Linked DNA regions of Homo sapiens: region 2 is linked to region 1. Evidence: chromatin contacts called from ENCODE Hi-C data. All regions are on one chromosome and are shown on one strand. The core of a region is the stretch at or near the end of the contact, and the rest is flanking DNA. Distances in the headings are between cores, read along the strand shown. Region 1 has its middle 34 kb from the start of CLDN14. Region 2 holds the start of DYRK1A (dual specificity tyrosine phosphorylation regulated kinase 1A).

Evidence for each region. Hi-C counts contacts between places; a loop is a spot of excess contacts on that map. Pooled maps may share reads with other maps.
Region 2: a loop to region 1 is called in a map with no recorded cell type, with 8 times the contacts of the local background. The contact joins the promoter of DYRK1A here to the enhancer-like site in region 1. A Hi-C loop is called at or near these places in 5 of 37 single-sample maps with no recorded cell type and 3 of 50 pooled maps.

The regions. Positions count from the first base shown.
Region 1 is chr21:36,512,274-36,515,053 of GRCh38, forward strand. It overlaps a transcript of CLDN14 not described here. Among named protein-coding and RNA genes, the nearest start is that of CLDN14, 34 kb to the left of the region's middle. Within about 2 kb of position 1,306, at least 2 of the 41 ENCODE cell types and tissues checked have a DNase peak (open chromatin) inside an H3K27ac peak, as active enhancers do.
Region 2 is chr21:37,365,166-37,368,228 of GRCh38, forward strand. It overlaps DYRK1A (dual specificity tyrosine phosphorylation regulated kinase 1A), which reads left to right and starts at 1,608. Exons shown (of 12, transcript NM_001347721.2): 1 at 1,608-2,463. RefSeq lists enhancers at 144-1,069, 601-680, 1,994-2,918 and silencers at 821-1,000, 1,031-1,340, 1,921-2,070, 2,261-2,340, 2,581-2,720 and 1 more.

The sequences.
Region 1 (2,780 bases), core at 56-2,555:
ATAGACTGTGGTGCTGTGTCCCTTCTACGAGCTGAGGGAGGGCTTCACCTGAGGCAGTCAGAAGTGCTAAGAGAAGATTTATGTGGTAAGGGAGAGGGAATCTTTCCAACAATAGCTATTAATTGACTTTCATTTTGTAGAAGAATATTGTATTAAGTGTTTGGAGATAGGAAAAGTATGGCATGCTCTCAGGATGTTTATAATTTACTTGGGGAGATAAGGCACATGATTGAAAAGCTAGTAAAATACAAGACAATAGAATATCCACTCTCCGGAATAATATTCAGCCATTAACATGGATGAATTGGATCCGTATGTACTCAGACTTGTGCAGGAAAAGGTCAGTAGCAGAACAAGACACCATCTATGTAAAAATTAAAGCAAAGCACACAGATGTGTGTGGACATATATGTGTATGCATGTGAACATATCTGTGTATGCCTGTGAACATATGTGTGTATGCACACGGCTGAAGGGGGACTGGAGGAAAGCACGTGGAAAAAGAGCCAGAGGTTCCTCCTGGGGAGGGAAGTGAGACTGGGGAGGACAGAGAAGGGCACCTTTCATATTTTTACCACACATACTTTTGTATTGAATACATTATTTAGAACAAGAAAGTCTTTCTATATTTCTTATGTAAAAAAGGAAAAGAATGAAAAACATAGCAACAAAGCAAGTACATGATTGATGCCAAGGGGTAACCCTAAAGGTAAAAATGGTGGCGTAGTCTGCCCATCACCTCACAAACTCTGCTGCCGCTCCTCTTCCTCCTTGTTTACAGAATCCCATTTTTGCTCAGGAATCTACCTGCCTGTGTCTCACGAGATATCTGGAAAAACATAAAATCATGGTGGTCCCATCCCATCCCATCCCTCTGCAGTGATTTGTGGCACTTGGTCATGTGATGCCATCAGGGCCAATGAGATTGGAGGAACTGTCCAGGGGGCTGCTGAGTAAAGCTTCTTTGCTCTTAAAAAGAAGAACAAAGAAGCCAAAGGACCACTTTTTCCTTCAACAGGATAGCACCGTTTCTGGATGTGATGACTGGCAATGCGGCAGCCATTTGAGCCTTAGGGAGCTATCCTGGGGACCAAGCCAAACTCTGAGGATGTTGGTAGAAAGATGGAAAAGCCTGAATCCTTGAAGATATTGTTGAGCCACTGAATCAACCTACCCTGGAGCTGTCCTAGCTCAGGACTTCAGCTCCAGTGACAGAACACATTTTTCTTTTTGTTAAAGCCAGCTGAGGTGGGGATATCTATTACCTTCCAACTCACATGCCAGTCACAGGAAGCCCTGTTTGTGAGGCTTCAAGCCCCTTGGGTGCATTTGAGGGGAAGTTTGAGTCCTCAGGGACATGCCCTCTGGGGACAAGAATGAGAAGGGGTCATAAGCCCTCTGTGGCTGGGGAGGCAGAGAAGTCATCCTGAGCTAGGGTCACTCTTTGCCCTGGCACCTCAGTGGGTGAGAGGAACTGCCAGGGTGAGGTAGGGAGATATATTTAATACAAGCAGCCCCTCAGTCTGGCCCCTGGGATAATTGATACGAGTTCTTTCTTTCTTTCTTTTTTAAAATTGAAACAGGGTCTAACTTTTTCGCTCAGGCTGGGGTGCAGTGGCACGACCTCCGCTCGCTGCAGCCTTGACCTCCCGGGCTCAAGCAATCGTCCCATCTCAGCCTCCCCAAGTACCTGGGACCACAGGTTCACACCACCATGCCTAGCTTATTTTTATTTATTTATTATTTATTGATTTATATTTTTTTGTAGAGACAGGGTTTCTCACGTTGCCCAGGCTGGTCTCAAACTCCTGGGCTCAAGTGATCCTCCTGCCTCAGCCTCCCAAAGTGCTGTGATTACAGGTATGAGCCACTGCACCCAGTCTACAAGTTCTTAACAGAATCAGAAGGTGTAGCTGGGAGACAAAAGACCCATCACAGCTTCGTGATATTTGGAGGGAAGTTTTCTTCCTTCAGAGCAGAAAGGATCACTGCTGTCATGGGGGAAGAATATTAGCAGCCTCATGGGAGCTGGAGTGAGGCTGGAGTTGGGACAGTGGCCAGCCTTACAGAGCCATGGGTAGGTTGCAAGGGCTAGGCAAGCAGAGCCCCATGGCCGTGCTGTGGTGGGGAAGAGGCAGGCAGGGGGAAAGCCCACTGCAGGTATTTCCACAGTGCGCCAGAAGCAATGATGGTTTCAATTGGTTGGTAGATGAGTCTCCCTGAATTAAACTCCACTCATCCCAAACTGGTATTGATTTAAAATATCTTAAACTGGGATAATCTCTTGCAGTATGTTGGAGCTGTGCACCCGAAGAGAGAAGGGGAAATAAAGTCTTATCGTGAGAGAAAGTGTGTGTGTGTGTGTGTGTGTGTGTGTGTGTGTGTGTGTAGAGAGACAGGAGGGAGAGAAGAGGAGGACATGGGAAGAGAGGAGAGGAGAAGGGGGAGAAGGGGAGAATGAGTCCTCATTTAACCTGGTCCTGAGGAGGGGGTGGCTGGTTTCTGCACTGAGATATAGGTGTTTCCTTCTCTTGCCTTGCCTCCAGCTTGAAATCAACCACTTCCCTCATTTCCTTGGAATGAAGTCAAGGAAGACTTGCTTACTCTTACAGTGCAAAACCCAGCCCCGGGTCTTCCCACTGTTATCTACTGAACCCTAAGGTCACTCAGAGCGACTTGAAAGTGTTTCAGGGGCCATAAATGCTCAACTCAAATCTCATTTAAAAATTTTCCCACTTTATACCTGTTAGGATAGCCTGTATCAAAAACCAAAACCCTTG
Region 2 (3,063 bases), core at 358-2,857, 850 kb after region 1:
TAGTCGGATTTCTTTCAAAGTCTGTGCTAATCTGAATGGTTACCTTAGTATATCAATGTCCTAGTAACTGTAGCAAGGACATTTTTGCTGGAAATCATTTAAAGCAGGTGTATTTGAGTCATGTAGCATAGACAGCGGCATTTACTGCGAGTTTTTTACATCTAATATTGTTTATAAGATTTTATCTGTTGTCACATTTGTGAAATTTATGAAAAAAATTGGTTACGAACACTATCACAAGGTGGCAAAATCAAGCTTAGAAATCAATTAGTGACTCTGCTGTAAAATAGTATATATATACACACACACTCTTTTTAGGTATACATTTATTAAATGCCATTAGAGTTGGTACAAAATACAATTTTTAGCTGGTGGCTCTCTACCGATTACAACGCAGCCAGCACAGCATACTTGGGTTTTCAAGCCTCGGGAGCTCACCCAGCAATACATAGCTAGGGAGAAGGGGTAGGGAGAATAAAAATCAGCGAAAGCCAGGATATTAATAAAGAGTTTTGATGGTTAAGGACAAGCAGGCGAATTAAGACTCTGGAAACCGAGAAGGTGTATAGAAAAGAAAACCAGAGAGCTGGACGACAAGGACACAGTAACAGCACAAGGGGATTCATCTAAAGGGCATTCCGATGGAGCAGGCAGGCTGCGCCCCGAAAGGTGGGGAGAGGTTGGAAGCAGATGGGCAGGCACAGGCGAGCGTGCACTGCCTGAAAAAGTTTTCATGATGGCTCCAGCCTAATTTCCCAACGCTGGTCTCGGGCGCCACAAAACCTGGGCGGCCCGACCGGAGCCAGGTGCCAGCCTCAGGGCCGCCGGGCCCGGCGCAGCGTCCGGAATTCCTGCGATGTCTGGGGCGCGGCGGTGGCTCCTCCCCGCCCCCACCACGGCCTCCGCCGGCATTTTCCGGCTAGGAGGCCCGCCAGCCCTTCGAAGAACCGGCTCCACGCGCGGACGGTCGCGGCCGCCGCGCTTCCCGGGGAGAGAGGCGAGCGCGGCGCCCGGACCGCGGTGAGAGCCCTCCAGGCCCGGGCGCGCGGGGTGGGCTTCCCGGGTCCCCGCCCGAAGGCCGCGGCGCCCCTCCTCCTCCCCCTCCCCCGCCCGGGGCAGCCCGCCCCTCCCCCCGGCGCGGGCGGGGCTGCGGGCGCCGACGCGGAAGCGCGGGGCGCTAGGGCTGCGGGGGCGGCGGCGCGGGAGGCCGCGCGCGCTCCCCGGGCCGCAGTCGGCGCGGGCGCGGGGCGGGGCGGGGCGGCCGGGAGGCGGCGGGCGATCGCGCACAGGCCTGGCCGCCGCCTCGCCCCCCCTTCCCCAGCCCCTACCCTCCCTCGGCCTAGCCGTCCCCCTCCTCTCCCCTCCCCCGGGCGAATCACGCGCCCTCCTCTGACACTCGTAGCGGACCCGAGCTCCGAATTTATCCTTCACGTGACCTGAGGGGGTTGGGTGGTTGGCTGGGGACAGAGGGGGAGACGGAAAGGAGGGAACGGAATCTGCCGTTACCTGAGCAACAGGCCCCGCCCGCCGGCTCGGGGCTGGGGGGCGGGAGGAGGACGTCAGCACGTCAGCCGGGGTTTTGCGTTTTGATTGACAGTTGCTATAGCGACCGGGTCGGTCCGTCGCCATTTTGTTGGTTGGTTTTTTTTTAAACCCTTTCGCTTCCCGCCCGAATAATAATAAAAAGCCCCATTGGAGTGAGGCGGGGGTGGCGGCGGCAACCGCGGCGGGGGTATCCGGGGAGACTGCTGCTGTCGCTGCTGCTGATCGCGGCCCAGGTCGGCCTCAGAGAGCGGACACCCCGAGCGGGGGGTGCGGGCGCCGCCGCCGCCGCTTCTGCTGCTGCTGTTCCTGCTGCTGCTGTTGGTGCCGCTGCCGCCGCCGGCGAGCAGGCGGGACCGGTGTGAGTGCGAGTGTGTGTGCGAGGGAGCGTGTGCGAGGGCGATTGTGCGCGCGAGTGTGCGGGTGTGTGCGAGTGTCTGTCTGTCTGTGCGGGGACTCGGGGGCGGGCGGTTCGGGCTCTCCTGGCGGAGGAGCCGCCGCCGCCGCCCGGGCCCCGGCGCTTCTCGCTGCGCAGGTTCGGAGCGCGCGCCATTTTGTGAGATTTACAAAATCCTCCTCGGGAAGAAGCCGCCGGCAGCAGCCGCCGCTCGGCGCCCGGCCTCGCCGACGCCGCCCTCTGCGCCGGGCCGGCCGTGCGGCCCCGCCGCCTGGAATCGGGGCCCGGGGACTGCGGTATTTGCCGGGGAGGGGGCTGTCGCCTCCCCGGCCCCGGGCGCCGCTGGAACCGCGAGCCGAGGAGAGACTGAGCAGGCTGCGGCGCGGCCAGGAGCCGGAGCGCCGGGGGCGGAGAGAGGCTGCCGGGGCGGCGCTGGCTGCGGAGGCCGCGGCGGGAGCGCGGCGCGGGAGCCCGAGGCTGAGACTCACCGGAGGAAGCGGCGCGAGCGCCCCGCCATCGTCCCGGTGAGTGTCCGGCCCGGCCGCGGCCCCGCCCGGCCTGGCGCTCGGCTCCCCCGGCGGCCCGCAGCCGGGCCGGAGCCGAGGCCGGCCGGGCGGAGGGAGGGACCTGCCATTTTAGGAGGAGGCGCCGCGGGCCCAGGGCCGGCCGCCGGGGGAGGGAGCCTCAGGCCGGGTCCCGGAGGAGCGGCGGGCGCGAGCGGAGGGAAAGTTGCGGAGGGTGGGAGCGGGGGCCGCGGCCTCCCGGGAGCCGGGGCCTGGGGGGCCGTAGACAGCGCCAGACCTTCACTGGCCGCCCGAGCGAAGGGGTGGAGGTTGTCTTCCTCCTCCTCCTCCTCCTCTTCCTCCTCATCCTCTTCCCCCAGCTCCTCCCTCGTCCCTCCTCTCGGTCCCCACCAGTGTGGGAACCGCCGGGGTGATTCGCAAGGACAATGCACGGGTTAAGAAAATGGGGCCGGCTGCCGGGTGGGCGAGGACGGCGGGGCCGGGCCGGGCCGGGCGCCGGCGAAGGTCGGGAGCCGCTGCCTCGGCGGCCCTGGGGGTCCGCGCTGGAGCGAGGGGCACTCACTGGCCTCCGAAGTTGGGCGGGGAGCGCGAGTGTCCCCG